2 separate regions of the Mus musculus genome follow, and region 1 is linked to region 2. The links are chromatin loops, found by intact Hi-C in ENCODE. Cell type or tissue: left cerebral cortex. All regions are shown on one strand. Links, peaks and the distances in the headings refer to the core of each region. The heading gives the core; the rest is flanking DNA. Region 1 overlaps Tg (thyroglobulin). Region 2 overlaps Tg (thyroglobulin).

Region 1 (8,335 bases), core at 262-8,261, 97 kb after region 2:
TGATCATTTTCTCCTTTTCACTCAGCTCAGCAGCCCAGCTCATGGGATAATACCTCTCTCATTCAGTGTTGGTCCTCCTACCTCAAGTCAGCCAGCCTAGAAACTTGCTCACAGTTGTACCCAGAGACTACTGTACTAGGTGATCCCAGAGCATGCCAATCTGATGGCTTCTAAGGGCAGATTCTGAGAAGCCAATATGTGTATGAACTTAGGATGATACCAGAGTGAAGCCTGGTATTCACAGTCTGATATTGGAAGACTAAACAGTACAGTAAACCAACAGGGAGGCTCTGTTATTACAACATGAAACAACCAAAGAACACTGTAGTGTCTGAAAAGAGCTAAGGAGATGTATACATTTTTTTTGTTATTTTGTGTGTATGTATGTGGGTAATTTCATTTAATATGGTGCTGCATCTTCAACAAATAGTTATTAAATTCTATGATATAGGAAAGAGACATGGGTTCAGTGGCACACTTCTAAAGCCACAGAAGATTAGACATAAGAAAGATTGTTCTCCCTTGCCTGGCATGGTCTAGCCTCTGTTTGATGGATCCACCCGTAGTGGAATCTAAGCCATCAAGTGGGAATCATGGCCTTGTCTGGGCTAGAACTAAACATGCATAGCCTCTGCTCTGCCATGGCTCAGAGAGCAGAGATGTTTCCAGTCTCCTGACTAGTCAGTCCAAAGCTGAAAGACAAGTCAAATTAAGTTTGATTCCAAAGCCCACATTCTTCACAATGTCCCAACCTGTGTTTGTAGCTTATGGTACTGGCCTGAGTGGACAAGAACCCAATTCCCCACAAGGAGCCTTGTGTCTCACATAGCACTGTGATTGGAACATCTAAAGCTGTTAGGACACACATGCTAATGACATCCCTCTTTTTGCAGGCTCTGATGAAGTAGCTGGCAACTGGGGGCTGCTGGACCAAGTGGCAGCTCTAACGTGGGTGCAGTCCCACATTGGAGCATTTGGTGGGGACCCTCAGCGTGTGACACTGGCAGCAGACCGTAGTGGGGCTGATGTGGCCAGCATACACCTTCTCATCAGCAGGCCTACAAGGCTCCAGCTCTTCAGGAAGGCACTGCTTATGGTGAGTTGCACAGCTTGTTTTCAGTACTACTCAACAATCTCCCTGACTTTGGAGACTGGCTGGCTGTGGTTGTTGTTGGTCTTCTGTCATTCCTCATGCTATCATTGTTCTTGCTCAAACTATCACTCCAGGCATGAGTGGTGCAGGAGGCTAAAAGGCTTCCTGACTGCTTTCCTCTCGGGTGGAAGATTCTACATGCCTGGGTATCTCTATCCCCTGGATTCTTATTGGGGTTAAATGTTCTTGTCAGTGAAGAAAACTCACTACTCACGAGTTTGCCTAGTGGGCTGAGATGCCAGCTAAGTGGGAATGCTGCTGCTGTTGCTGCTGCTGCTTTTGCTAATGGTTCACTGATGTTGATGGTGACAAGAAGGAAGAAATTATCTAATTGGATAAATCAGGAGCTATTCTGCCACAGACTAGCTTCTGCTTGTATAGAGAATCTGGCTGGTCAGCAGCTCTGTGTTAGATGCTCGAGTTCCATGATAAATCAGACACACGTTACTTCACAGGAGGCTGTGGGTTCCAAGGCAGGACACACAACATGCATAAGGCAGATATTTTTAAAGGATAGTAAGACGTTTAAAAAGAGGCCCCTGACAAGGATACTGGATGGTAACAGTGTGAAGGGTCACGGCCCTGCAGGGAATATCTGAGTGAATTGCTAAAGGCTGTGGAAGCATTGACCACCGGCAGAGCTTTGGTGACAGTGACAGTGTGTGGACAGTGTTTGCAGTAGTGCCTGACTGGTGCATGCATAGAAACTACCCAGGGGGTTTGCTTGTGCATTTGTCCAGATATTTGCTTGTCTCTTCTTATGATCCTAGCCATTTGTAAGAGTCTGATCAGTGGCACTAAGGACATTCCAGAACTTGGTCTTGCCAAGTAAGCTAGGCTGGCCGGTGAGACTCAGGGATGGAGCTGTCTCCTCCTCCCCAGTACTGGGAGTATAAGCATATACTGGCATATTCAACTTTTTTACGTGATTCAGATTTTACAAATTTTTAAATACATGTTCTGAAGTGTGGGTGACCGTTATTGCTATCTGGTGCCAGAACTATTTTTATCTTCTCATGTACTCAAAATCCACTGAATGGGAGCCCTGTACTTTCTTATCCACAAAGCCACAGCAAGTCTGTCTTCTCCTTCCTTCTGATTTTCTCTAATCTAGGACTTCATGTTGCTAAAAACACGGGGTGTTCATTATTTCTGTATTTCATGTAGCATACCATCTCTAAGGTTCACCAAGAATATACTAATTTTATAAATGTACTCTAGATATGAAAAATATCCCATAGTAAGGATTGACCAGTGTGTGTATACATCTGCTCATCTGTGATAGATACCCATTATTTTCCTTTTGGCTACAGTACTTCTAAGAGCAAGGGGTACATCTGAGGCTTTTAAAGAAGCCAGGAAAGTGGCTTGAGATCCCATCTTGGAAAGATTCCCTTAGAACTGAATAAGAAGAAAGTTTGTGACATGAGTATTACAGGCATAGAAATAGTGAGGAGGCCTCCAGTAATGCAAGCTAAGGAAACATCGAGGTATTTGGGGAAATGACTCAGCCAATAAACTTCAGAACATGTGTTTAGAAATTCATAAAATATGGATCATGTAAATAAGTTGGATATGGTAGTGTATGCTTATATTCCCAGCACTGGGGAGGAGAAGACAATTCCATTTCTGAGTCTCACTGGCCAGCCTAGCTTACTAGACAAAACCAAGCTAGAGTAATACCCTATGTCAAACAATTACAATACACAACAACAGCTAATGATTTCTGCTTAAGGACTGACATCCATGGTTCTCCTCTGGCTTCCACATGTGCAGGAGCACAATTGTGCCTACACATATAGTTACTCACATATATGCACATGTACATGCACATGCACACACAGAAACAAGAGAAGACGAGGAGCATTTAAACCAAAACCTTGAGCCTAATACTGCATAGACCTGCTTTTGCCAGTAATTCTAAACCAGGTAACTATATACTCTAGCCTCATTTAACCCTTCTGAGACCCATACCTTTGATTATGAGGGAGGAGAATGTCACTGCTTGGCCAAAACTGATGCTTGATGGTACTGTCACTGTCCTTGACAGAGAGAAGAGCCACTTGCCTCTCTGTTTCCCTCTTTGAGCTGCAGGGGATTTTTCTATTCCTTGGACTTTTCTATACCTGTGCATATGTTTTCATTCACAAAGAACACCCCCATCCTTTTCCCCTGCCCATTCATCATTTAAAAATTCCTTCCAGACTTTTGTCTCAGAACTAAGCTCTTTCTATGGTGTGTGTTACCCAAATATTTCCTGTACAGCACCTGTCCTGATTTCCACAAGAAACTGATTACTTTCAGGGCCAAGTCAGCCTCTGCTACATATCCTATATCTGAAGAAGAATAGCTAGTGTACCTTTTCCCCCAGGTGCCTGGCTCAGCACACCTAGCAGTAAGCAAGTGCTATGCAGTGGACACAGGCAGCCAGTGTGCAAGTGAATAAACAGGTAATCTGGTGTTCTCAGGGACCCAGGGATCCCAGTGTGCCACATTCTTCCTGGCATATGCTTTCTTATGCTTCTTGCAGCTTGGTTCCATTTTGAAGTAGATCCAAGTGATGAGAGCTTGGAGCATGAGGATCTTCCAGTTCTTAGTGTTAAACTCAGTCTTTTGTGCTCTAGGCTGATCCTGGAGGTATTCCTCTCAGCCCCTGTTAGCAACCAGACCCCTTTTAGGACCTAGAGATGCTTAAATACCTTCACTGGGTCCAGAAGGCAGACTTTTCTTTGTGGAGTTTTAAGTGTTTGAGGAATGTCAGAAACAAATGGCAGTGCATTTAAAAATAACCCCTCCGTCTGCTTTACACATTTGGAAGCAGCTTTTACAACCACTCCCAGAAGTCCTTGGGATCGGGTGAGCTTATTTGGAACTGAGCAAATAGAAATGCTTCAATACATTCATGGCTCTTGCAGTGTTCTTTACCAACCGATGTCTGGGGAAAGGGTGGAAGCTGCTGGCTTATGCCTAAGATCTAGTGCTCTCTGTGAACCCTGGTTTGGGGACTGTTGACACAATCATCCAGAGAAGCTGCTGTGCTGGTAATTAATAAGCTATATTTAGTGTCCTGTACTTGGCAAAATTTTCATTATCTTATATCAGATGCTTCCCACTGACTGGCACAGGCTCTTTATTTTGCTTTCTAGCTTGAGATGAGAAATGTGAGGCTTAGAGAATTTCACCAACTTAACAAAGTACACGTAGCAGAGAAGAGACTTCATGAGGGATCAAGACCTAAGTCCAGGTCACCTGTTGTTCCTCATTATGAAGCTGCTCTTCCGGTGACAGAGTTCTCTCTTAATGAGGTCGTACACGCCTTTAACCCCAGCACTCGGGAGGCAGACGCAGGTGGATCTCTGTGAGTTTGAGGCCAGCCTGGTATACAGAGTGAGTTCCAGGATAAGCAGGCTACACAGTAAAAAGATGTCTCAAAAGCAAAAAAACAAACAAACAAGATGTACTTTAAAAGTGGTCAAACTATGACTAGGTAAGCCTAGATAATGATCCTTTGGCAAAACCCTTCACCTAGAATTTTTTAGCATAAAATTAGTATATTTAATTCTACTGCCCAATACATTAAGAAACTGATGTGGCTAAGGCTTCGAAGCTGCTATCCATGCTAGAAATTTGAGCCTCTTACTACCTCCAATTCCAAAGGAATCCACGTCTTCAATTGAAAAAGTCCCAGGATAGCGTATCTGCCCTGGGCCAGGTTCAAAAAGAAATTAGCTTGGCATAGCAACACATCTGACAGAGCTGAGTTAGGCCAGCTTTCCAGGGAGAGTCAAGGCTGTTAACCCAGAACTGTCTGTTGTTCTCCCGGTCAGCTGCAGCCTCTGGAATTCAGCTGAATCTGTACCCATCCTTCCCTGCTCCATTCCCATGTGACCATGGCCATCACAAACCCTGGAAAGTGCCCTGCGGTGCCAAATCTCAAGCCTATAGGCTATATATGTCCCAGGATAGCTATGGAAATGGCCCAGAATCTTTGTAGATGGCATCATGGACTAATCAAAAGATCAGACACCCCTCTGGGCATATTTATCCTCAGTGGACAGTGTATGTTAGGTCCCTGGAAATCTCTTTCCCAAGGCTCCGAGCCTTGCCCATTCCCCCAGTGTAGGGAGAAGTTTCCACTAGCAACAAGATAACATAGTTATCGGCTTTGAGGAATTCTGCCTGATTTTTTAAAAAATTACTGTTTTATGTATATGGGTATTTTGCCTATGTGCATGGTGCCTGCAGAGGTCAGAGAGGGTATTGGAACACCTAGAATTAGAGTTACAGATGACTGTGAGCCAGGGCATAAGGGTTGAAAATGGACCCCAGGTTCTTTGGAAGAGCACCCACTGTTCCTAACCACTGAGCCATCTCTTCAGCCTCCTGCCTGACTTTACATTGTTATTCGCCTAACAAGAGTGATTCTCATTCTACCATATCCAAATATAGCCATTCTTTCAGGATTTTAATTATCTTATCAGGTTCTTAGCACTCAGCATTGCCTCTGGTTTGTAATCCACAGCCAATACCCAGGAGGGTGAGAGAATTCTGACATGGTCTCACAAACTGTTGCCTATGATTGATGCCTGTAACATAGTGGGAGTGTTCTCCTCTAGCTCGTCTCCTTCTAAATTGTTCTGGCCAGTCTTGAGCACAAATATTTCTGTACAGATTTTATAATGACTTTATTGATGTTTTTCTAATAATTCTCCTGGGAATTTGAGTATAACTTCACAGAATTTTTAATCTATTGATTTTATGGGTAGGTCTATGTCATTATAATGTCTAGTCTTGGTCCATGAATTAAGCTGATAACAGAATGGTGAATACAATATTTGAGTGTCCTTGGATTGTTTCATAGAGTTTTAGATAGTTTTTCCATGGAAGTCTTTGTAATCATGAGTTGAGACCCTTAGCATGCCATAATTTGGTTGGTGTGAATGGCATATTAGTTTTTATGGTGTTTTCCAGTTGGTTGATACTTGTGTTCAGAAACAAGCTGATTCAGAAAGTTTCCTACCTCTAGCGTTAATTTGAATGTCTTGTCTGCTGGGTACATGAACTAGCTTCGTTCTATACTGCTGGAGCAGCCTCAGATGGAGTGACTTAGAGACCCAGCACCAAAGCAGCTCAGAGGATAGAGCCAATACCTTCTAATTACAGAGCATTTCATAAGATGAGAAGCTGAGTGCCTGTGATAGTTTGAATGAAAACTCCTCCGATAAGTTCACAGGAAGTAGCATTGTTTGACAGGACTAGGAGGTGTAGCTTTGTTGGAGAAGATACAGCATTTTTGGAGAAAGTGTGTCACTGAGGGTTGGTTTTGAGGTTTCAGAAGTGAGCCAACGCTCATTCTTCCTTCTGCCTGTGGTTCTAGATATAGAATTCTCAGTTCCTCGCCAATACCATGTCTGCTTGCATGCTGCCATGATTCCCACTGTGATGATAAACAACAAATTTCTGAACTGTAATCTAGCCCCATTTAAATGTTTCCATTTTTAAGAGTTGCCATGGTCATGGTATCTTTTCACAGTAATAGAAACCTTAACAGGACAGTTTCTGTATTATACCCAGGGCACTGGTTTCTTGTAGAAGCTTCTCTACCACCCCAACATGAACTAATCCTCTTCAGTAGGGCTGAGTTTGAGTAGTGGAGGGTGAAGGTATCAGAAGGATGGAGAGGAAGGAAGGACCCTATTGATCCACAACTTGTGCTAAAGGTCCTTAGTAGATCTCTTCTCACCCTCAAGACTCACTGGACTCATCTTTTTTCTCCATCTTTTTTGATTGGGTTGGTAAGGCTTTGCATATTCATCTCCTTCATTACGTGTTACCTATTAAATTTCTCTATAAAATCTACATTATGCCTATACTTAAAAGTACTTTTCTGACACTGGTTCTGTGCTTTACTGTGCTTGATGTGAACTGTCATCTTCTCTTAGCTCTCCAGCACCCAGCTGAGTTCATTGTGTCTCTGTCTTTGTTTCTGAGACATCATTCTGTACTGAGGCAATAAGATCCCCTCTTGCTGTCTTATCGGCAGTGCCTCATACATTTTGGAATGGAGACAGTGCTGTTCTCTCCAAGCTCTCCATTTTCTGGACAGTGTTTCTATTTACTCAAGAATCCTTTAAGAATTTAGATTCATGGAATTTTTTCTCAACCTCTTTCAAGGTGGCCACAATGCACCTTTAATGGTTGTTTGAAATAGTGCAAAAAAAAAAGTGTCATTTTCAGAATGTAAGCTGTCTCCCTTCTCCCTAGACTGCTTTTCCTGTAGTATCATGTAATTGATTCTCATCTTACATTTCCTTCTGCTTCAACATGTAGCAAAAATTTCCCTTGCATTCATTTCTCTCCATGAAAATATTTCCGCACGTTCATCAAGATCACCTGAATCCCATGATAGAGAATGTCTCATAAATGCACCTGTGTCTCCCTCCACAGAATTTCTTCTACACAGGGATACACCTTCCACAGCCTCCCTTCCAAGTAGAGTGTGGGCCTGGGCCTGGACAAAGTGTGCCCTTTCTTGGGGACCTTCTTTATTTTTAAGCTATACACCCTTAGAACTATGTCTCAATTTGATGCTGGAATTTCCAACATTCAACTTCCACCTAGCGTCCACAACCTAGTAAACAGTTATCACTCTTCTACATTCATCCTTCCCAAGCTGCTTTTCTCCCACATCCAAGCTTAGCTCCACCTCTTCAGGGCTTACAGACTCCGCCCTCTGGATGATGCTTCTATTGCTGAAGACCCTCAGGTTCAGCCATTCCGCTCTTTGATCTCTTGGAGGCTGACTTGCTCAGGCCTACAGGACCTGCCCGCTGACCTGTGGCCTGGACTGTGCTTCCTAAATCTTTGTGTAGCTATCTGCTGCTCCTGCCTCGGCACCCATGTAAAGAGTCGCAGCTGCACAAAAGCCCCTATTTTACACATCCCTCTCTTCCTCAGAAAGTGGATCTTTGTTAATGGCATCCTCCTCCATCTGTGACATTGGAGACCTCCACAGCCACAAGCCTCAGTGGTTAAGATGAACAGGTGTCCAGATAACATTTGTGGAAAGAAATTCTCAGGAGACTGAGTAGCTCAAATACCAGAAATAATAGGAAGATAGTTATCATGATGATCTCAAGAAATCCATGCTCCCTCTTGATCCCTTCTCTCTCTACTCACAGG
Region 2 (8,335 bases), core at 320-8,319:
CATTTTGGAGAGAGAGACGGGGGGGGGGGAGAGAGAGAGAGAGCGAGAGAGTGAGAGAGCACTAGCTTGTATGAACACTGCTGTGGATTCTTTGGGAGAACCTGAGCCTCCATGTGGCTGCCTTCCAGAACAGCCAGTTTCTGAGTGAGAAAGAATGTTCCCATGTGTTGTGCCAGAAGGGTCACAGACCATGCCCCAAGTGCTGGTCCCACAGACAAACTTGATCTGAGTTGCATAATACCTTAGAAGCCTGGCGTTTTCATTAGATCATATCCTGAAAGGTTTTCACAGAGCTCAGTATCAGTGATCTCATACATTCAACCTAAACACAAAATGCAGAGTATGGCTATAAATACTGAGGCTAGAGGTGTATGAATTTGTTTATGTGGTCAAGAAGCCAGTCTTTAGCTACCTGCTTTGTACCAAACCCTCCTGTGTCCTAGGTCCCTGGGAGTTTGGCTATCCCACTCCTGCCAATTTTGTCTGTTCCCAGTACAATCCTGCCCCATAGCCTTTGCCTCTGCCACCTGCAGTCTTCATCTGCCACTACTTTGCAAGGTGACCTGGTCATTTATCTTCCCAGAGCCTCTTCAGTGTTCTCTGCTGGGAAATGGAAGTTTGTGCTCTATTTACTAGGCCAAGATTAAGCTCTCCTGAGACTTCACTTATGAAACCACTGAGAATATGTATCATCCCAACGTGATCATCTGCAAGGAATTCTCGTGCTTCACCCAGTTTTAGAACATGTAGGTTAGATTCCCCCCACCACCTGGCGACTACAGATTAACTTAACTGGGAGCACGGACCATCAGGCAGCCCGAATCACCAAATGCTCCTCTACTCTGTGCAATCCAGGCATCTTCAGTTCACATCCAACTGAATGCTAACTGTATCCAAGGAGTTTTAGAGATTTCAGCTTTAATACAGACATAATTAGAAAGTGTAGTTTGGAAGACTTTAAAGAGCTCACCCTGGGAAGCATGGTAGGCTTTAGAGGTGTCTAAAAAATTGTTGCTTGTTTGTTTCATTTGATTCATTTCTCTTTTCACACAGCATAAGGCACAGAGTCTTCCACACCCTAAGTTTACAACCCCAGTTTAGAGATTTGATGGATGCATCAAAGACCTTTACAGGGGGGCAAATTGAGATTGAGGCTCAGTTCACAGTTAATGCCACAAGAGGGCAGTCTAGTTAAATAAATGTTGAGAATCAAGTATTCATTGCTAATGCAAACAAAAGCACTCAATTCTGAAATAGGATCCCAATCTCTCTCTCTCTCTCTCTCTCTCTCTCTCTCTCTCTCTCTCTCTCTCTCTCTCTCTCTCTCTCTCTCTCTCTCATCTTTGAACAAATTCTGCCCTAGAAAGGTCATGGGAACGATTGGGTGGTTGATTATCAAAAGCCCAGGGGTAATCAGGAATTTTCTGTTACTATGTAGATCTGGCTGCCCCAGGTCCAGTGACTCCTTTGAACCAGTGGAAGGAGCTGTGAAATGCACATGGAATAGGTCCAGATTACCCAGGTTGACAGATATAGTACGGGACAGCCGGTTGCAGCTGGGCTTCAGCTGCGCAATTTTGTTCTGTATGTCCTTGACATTGCCTCAAATATTTGAAGGCCTGGATGTAGAGTGAGGATTCGCGTTGGTAGGGCATTGCATAAACACCACCAGATGCCTGCACTTTAGAAAGGGTTACCTGGGCTAGGAAAGGGCAGCGTGGGTCGTGGGGTTGCACCCTGAGTTCCAAGTTCTGAGGGAGATGACAGTGGCTCCACATAGAGGAGGGGATAGCACTTAGGAGGTGGAGCTGTATTGGAGGCATGTCTATCACACAGAACTTTGGAATGTGGAGAAGAAATGTCTAGAAGAGCAGAAGAGTAGAGTCAGGGATGACTCCTTTCCGAGTAGATGGTTGAAAATGTACTTGGGAGGGAAAGCTTTGCAGACTTATTTCCAGGGGTCTTAGAGATCCGGGGACCCAGGGGCAGTCAGTCCTTCCCAATCCCCTGTGAGGTCTTAATATGCAGTGCGATGATTTGTGCTATCTGCAGACTGGCTTTATAGACCAGGCTGGCCTCAAACTCACAGAATTCCGCCTCTGCCTCTGCCTCCACTTAAGGTGTGTGCCACCACTGCCTAGAGAACTTTTAAAAATTATATAGCCCCTATATGTGGGGACAAGACAGATGTTTTCGTTTCTACTTTTGCTTATGATAGCACTAATTTCCACACAAATCCACAGCCTGCAATAACGGACAAGCAATATGGCTAGTTGGTAGGTGACAGCTAAGCATGGTCTAGCCTTGCTTTGGCTAAGTAAAACCAGAGCTGGAAAGAGCTGAACATGCAGCTGAGGACTCTGCTACACTGGCTTCAATTGAAGATGACTTGTATTTTATGAAACAGTGACCACGCATCTTCCTCTCTGACAGGTTTCCAGATGCATTTGTGACCTTCAGTTCCTTCCGGGGCAGGTTCCCTGAAGTGTCTGGGTACTGTTACTGTGCTGACAGCCAGGGGCGGGAGCTGGCTGAGACAGGTAATCAGCCACACTTCTGGCAATGTGAAGGGATCAAGTGTTATTCTTTGACTCTGGTGCCTAAGGCAGAAACTGCACTGGAGTTCTACATCCTTGCTAGGTTGCTATGGGTGTGAAAGAAGACACAGCTTAGCCAGCTTTCATCTGCTGCACACTGTTGAAGCTTCTGCTTGCTTGTATGGTGCCGTTGCCGGCTGAAAGAGGTGCCCACCTTGCTATGTGGCAAGTGGAAGACAGGTCATGCCATCAGACTCATTCTCTAGGTAGCTTTCATCTGTGCTGTCAGACCAGCACAGCTACGACAGCAGCGACTTTAGGAACTACTAGAGTATTATTCCAGGCATATCCAACCTATGGCCCAGGGGCTGCATCTAGCTTAGCAAAAGATATGACCCTACAAAAATCACAAACATATTTAACATGTTGTTGCTGTTTGCATTGTTATTATATGTGTTGCATGAACTTTGTAGGTGATGACAATTTGTAATGTCTAAAGAATGGCTATGGCTGGACCCATTGCATAATGCTGCTTATGTAGATTCTGACCTTTGACATCTGTCAGCTCAGCTAGGTTAGAGCTTTATTTCCTGAGGAGCCAATCCCTGAAATGCTATCTATCTACATTTGCTCAGGACTGGAATTGTTACTGGATGAAATTTATGACACCATTTTTGCTGGCTTGGACCAGGCCTCGACCTTCACTCAAAGCACCATGTACCGGATATTGCAGAGACGATTCCTGGCCATCCAATTAGTCATCTCTGGCAGATTTCGGTGTAAGTAACTAGCTAGCAAGAGGCATGTACTTCTACTGTGAAATCGAGTGAGGTTTTGGGGTTATTTTCATCTGCATGGCTGTTACATCAAAGTAAGTTTAGGGAGTTAGCTCTGAGGCAGCATACATTCATGCAGGCTGTGAACACACACACCTTAATCACTATGAATGCCTCCTTTGCTGTGTGGTCTCTTCTAGGCCCCACTAAGTGTGAAGTAGAACAGTTTGCTGCCACCAGATTTGGTCATTCTTACATCCCGAGATGCCACAGAGATGGTCACTACCAAACAGTACAGTGCCAGACAGAAGGGATGTGCTGGTGTGTGGATGCCCAGGGGAGAGAGGTCCCTGGCACTCGGCAGCAAGGGCAGCCTCCATCTTGCGGTAAGTTTCCTCTCAGGGGTAAACATTCTGCTCTCCTGAGAGCCTGTTACTGTCTCTGTTTCTTCACATCAGTCTCTCAGGAGCTCACTAATCAACTACTGACTGAATATCCCCCAGAGGTCCTTCAAACTGTGTATGAGTGAAGGCAGTCTGCTGCTATTAACTTGCAGTGAGCTTTTGGTCTTGTGTCAGATATAGTTACTTTCTCAAAAATCCTAAGGAATACCAGGGGACTCATAGATAACGGAAAAAAAAGAGAGCTGAGTTTTCATGTCCTCTGGATGGAGTGTGCACAGGCAGCCGACACGGCCCCAAGGGAAAGCTTGTTAGGTCTATTTGAAAACACTGAGGAAGGCTTCATGGGTGAGGGACAGTTGCAGAGAGTGCCTGTAACAAAGGCTCTTCCTATAGGCTCTGAATCTGCAAGGATGGTAGAGACAATGTTGGAGTACAGAGCACATGTTGTGACACGAGGGAAAGGCAGGATGGAGCCAGAATGTAGCCCTTCTCATTACCCAGGCTTGGGCTTCATGCTGGAGGGTGGTGAGGCTGATATGAGGCCCATTCTGGAGAAGCCTGTTGGACTGCATGTGGGATATACGCCTCCTGGCAGTGTGAGGGAGGAGCTGGCGGAAGCTTTGGATGTGAGATAAAGAAAAGTGTAAGGCCTTGCATTGGAAGTATCTGAAACCACCACCCAGTTACATCAAAACCTAGCGAATATTGAACCCCGAGGACCTTGGGTGAAAAGGAAGAGCCATGGCTTTCCCTTTCCGAGTCAAAGCAGGAACTGATGAATGCTTGGGTGGGTTTGGGGCTTTCACTCTTTCTCGCTGTCTGATTTAGTAGCAGCACTTAACAAATACGTAGAGGGGCTCAGTTCTCAGCATGGAAAGGGAAGTGAAGCTGAACACTCATTTCCTCAGTGCTCCTGTGATATCAACTACAGGACACAGTGGCCTTGCTGAGGGTCTGTTCAGCTTTATATGTGTGTGTGTGCACACGCACGCACACACACACACACACACACACCTCTACATGTTCCAGTTCTTTCCCTGTTGCTTGGTTACAGAGGGAAATTGGCTGGCTTCCTTTCTGGCATCTGTGTGAATCCAAAGGAAAGAATTATTTTTACAAGCTGAGAGTGGGGTGGCAGTTTAGAAGGTCTCCTAAGATTTGTGGGTTTGTGGAAGAGGATGGAGCTTGCTTACGTCCACCTATGTGAAAAGAGCCAGATGATGCCTGAGTTATTCTTTCTCCCAAGGACACTTACTCAGAATGTCTTGGCCATGCACAGTTGACTGAGTCGGTTAGGTTACCTTTTCACTAGCAAATCCACAGAAAGAACAAAGAAACACAAGGGGTGCTACAACAAGAGTGCCTGCCGGGTCAGCACTTTAGTGTTATAATATAGAAAAGAAGACAATACTGGAATATGCTGTGGTTTTCATGTTACACATCACCATAGAGAAAAATATCACTTATGTAAAGCACAGCTAGCATTGCTGGTACATGTCTCATTCTGAAAGAGACTATAAACTGGACACCAGAGGAACCAGAGAGTTGCAGGAAGAGCATATGGTGAAGCATTGAAGTCCATTGAGAGTTCCAGCAAGAGAAAGCTGGGAAGCAGAAGCCTAGCAACATAAATAGGACTTTGTTAGCAAACTGGGCTCCTAAGGCTGCCAGAACCAATCGCTATACAGTGGATGCCTGCAACAGCAGAAATTTGTTCTCTCACATACCGGAATTCTCATGCTGGAATTCAGAAGTCAAGGAGGGGACAGGGCCATCCACACTCCGTTTGGATATTGTGGTTGGCAGTTTCTGGGATTCCTTGGCTTCATGGCTGCATCTATCATGCTAGTCTGTGTGTCTTGACCCTCATGTGGCCTCTTTGCTGTGGCTCTTCTTACAGAGTCACCAAACATTGGATTTCTAGCCCACCCTAGTCTAGACATCATCTTAATTTGATTATGTCTACCAAGACCTTGCTTTCAATTCACATTTAGGGACACCCCCCAGTAGAAAATGTCCTTAGGGGACACTATTCAGACCAACACAAGTGTGGCCAGCTTTTCAAAAAGTGGGCTGGTATCTCATAGGCTTGCTGTAGGAAAGCATCAGTCTGGTTTGAGGTAGCCAAGTGGTCATGGGGACAGAAATACTTACCCTCAGAACTAGCCTCAAGGGGTAGCACAAGGGAGAAGGGAAGGCATATGTGAATACAGAAAAGGCATGATCCAGGTGGTAATGGCCCACGCTTTTATTCCCAGCATTTGGGAGGCAGAAGTACGTGGATCTCTGAGTTCCAGGTCAGCCTTGTCTACAGAGTTCTAGGACAGCCAAGGCTACACAGAAAAACAAACCAAAACAAACAAACAAACAGAAAAGCAAATGGTCCACAATGTAGGTGTGAAACATTGAAATCTTCTTACCAGAGGCATGTGGACATGGTGGAGGAAGGGTCCGGAGAACTACTTGTTCCGCTAACTATGGTTTTAACTGTTTCATGCAGCTGCAGATCAGTCATGTGCCTTGGAAAGGCAGCAGGCCTTGTCTAGGTTCTACTTTGAAACCCCAGACTACTTCAGTCCGCAGGACCTTTTGTCTTCAGAGGACAGGCTCGCTCCTGTGAGTGGTGTCAGATCGGACACATCCTGCCCACCCAGAATCAAGGAACTCTTTGTTGACTCTGGACTCCTGCGTTCGATAGCTGTGGAGCACTACCAACGGCTTTCTGAATCCAGAAGTCTACTAAGAGAAGCCATCAGAGCAGTTTTCCCCTCCCGGGAGCTGGCAGGGCTTGCCCTTCAGTTCACCACCAACCCCAAGCGACTCCAGCAGAACCTGTTTGGAGGGACATTTTTGGCGAATGCTGCCCAGTTTAACTTGTCAGGAGCCCTTGGTACAAGAAGCACATTTAACTTCAGTCAGTTTTTCCAGCAGTTTGGTCTCCCAGGCTTCCTGAATAGAGACAGAGTTACTACTCTTGCCAAACTACTCCCTGTGAGATTGGACTCCAGTTCTACCCCAGAAACTCTCCGTGTGTCTGAGAAGACAGTTGCTATGAATAAACGAGTTGTGGGTAACTTTGGCTTCAAAGTCAACCTACAAGAGAACCAAGATGCCTTAAAATTTCTCGTTTCTCTCCTGGAACTTCCAGAATTCCTTGTCTTCTTGCAGCGTGCTGTTTCTGTGCCGGAAGATATAGCGAGAGATTTAGGAGATGTGATGGAAATGGTGTTCAGTGCTCAAGCCTGTAAACAGATGCCTGGGAAGTTCTTTGTCCCATCATGCACTGCTGGAGGAAGCTATGAGGATATACAGTGCTATGCTGGAGAATGCTGGTGTGTAGATTCCCGAGGCAAAGAACTTGATGGCTCGAGAGTCAGAGGTGGACGCCCAAGATGTCCCACCAAGTGTGAAAAGCAGAGAGCTCAGATGCAAAGCCTCGCAAGCGCTCAGCCCGCCGGCTCCAGCTTTTTTGTTCCTACTTGTACTAGAGAGGGATATTTTCTGCCTGTCCAGTGCTTCAACTCAGAATGTTACTGTGTGGATACTGAAGGCCAGGTTATTCCTGGGACTCAAAGTACAGTTGGAGAAGCCAAGCAGTGTAAGTCTGCTGGGTATTTAACTTAAAGGTACTTGTGTTTTTGTTTAGACTAGAACTTGATACATTGTAAGAAACTGAGTTTGCTTATGACTAAAGAGCAAACCAGGTAACAGGAAAGGTACTTTAGCTAAACATTATCCACAGAAACCTGGACAGTATTAGCCATTATAATGAGCAGATAAAGATATTTGCTTGTTATTAAGAAAGTGCATATACATACCTGGGCTGGGAAGATGACTCAGCTGGTAAAGTGCCCGCTGCACAAGCATATGGACCTGAGGTTGCATCCTCCTTAAATCTCATCGAACCGTGTGCATCTGAAACGCCAGTGCTGTGCTCAGGCGGATGGCAGAAACAGGTAGAGCTGGAGCTTACTGGCCAGCCAGGCTGTCTTAATTGGAAAGCTCCAGGCTTAGTGAAAGATCCTGTCTAAAACAGTAAGATATAGAGTGACGGAGGAAGACATCAGCCTCTGCCCTCTACATATTCACACACCTGCTGAAACACACACATACACAAATATATAACATACATGTAACGGAAAGTGCCACATAAACATTTCTGCAGTACTGGCCGTGATGGTAACTGGGGTAGTCACCAGATTGGATGCCTGCCATTCATTCATTTAGGCCTTTAAGGTTGCTCAGACTGGCAGTCAAGCAGTCACTTTGATCTTTCTGTCTTATTCAATTTATTAAATATCTGTCCCTTGTTCTCCACCAGGTCCCAGTGTCTGCCAATTACAGGCTGAACAAGCTTTCCTTGGGGTAGTAGGGGTTCTGCTCTCGAACTCCAGCATGGTGCCCTCCATCTCCAATGTCTACATCCCTCAGTGCAGTGCCAGTGGCCAGTGGAGGCATGTGCAGTGTGATGGGCCCCATGAGCAGGTCTTTGAGTGGTATGAACGATGGAAGACTCAGAACGGTGATGGCCAGGAACTGACCCCAGCCGCACTGCTAATGAAGATCGTGAGCTACAGAGAAGTAGCTTCCAGAAACTTCAGCCTCTTTCTTCAAAGTC

What was found. Hi-C counts contacts between places; a loop is a spot of excess contacts. Peaks named below come from ENCODE experiments on the same cell type or tissue, not always from the same donor. Only the 100,000 strongest peaks of a DNase experiment are listed, where the experiment ranks them.
Region 1: a loop joins it to region 2, with 4 times the contacts of the local background. A loop is called at or near these places in 8 of 42 quality-filtered maps.

Annotation. Positions count from the first base shown.
Region 1 is chr15:66,772,386-66,780,720 of GRCm38, forward strand. It overlaps Tg (thyroglobulin), which reads left to right. Exons shown (of 48, transcript NM_009375.2): 41 at 894-1,096. Among named protein-coding and RNA genes, the nearest start is that of Sla, 55 kb to the right of the region's middle. In left cerebral cortex, for the core only: no CTCF peak of the experiment used is centred there; DNase peaks (open chromatin) are centred at 2,072, 3,955 and 6,495.
Region 2 is chr15:66,675,599-66,683,933 of GRCm38, forward strand. Tg (thyroglobulin) reads left to right here. Exons shown (of 48, transcript NM_009375.2): 6 at 2,434-2,540; 7 at 3,173-3,316; 8 at 3,514-3,699; 9 at 6,218-7,315; 10 at 8,039-8,335. Among named protein-coding and RNA genes, the nearest start is that of Tg, 9.0 kb to the left of the region's middle. In left cerebral cortex, for the core only: a CTCF peak has its summit at 1,148 (motif pointing right); DNase peaks (open chromatin) are centred at 796, 1,160, 1,617, 2,565 and 4 more places; H3K27ac peaks cover 1,773 bases.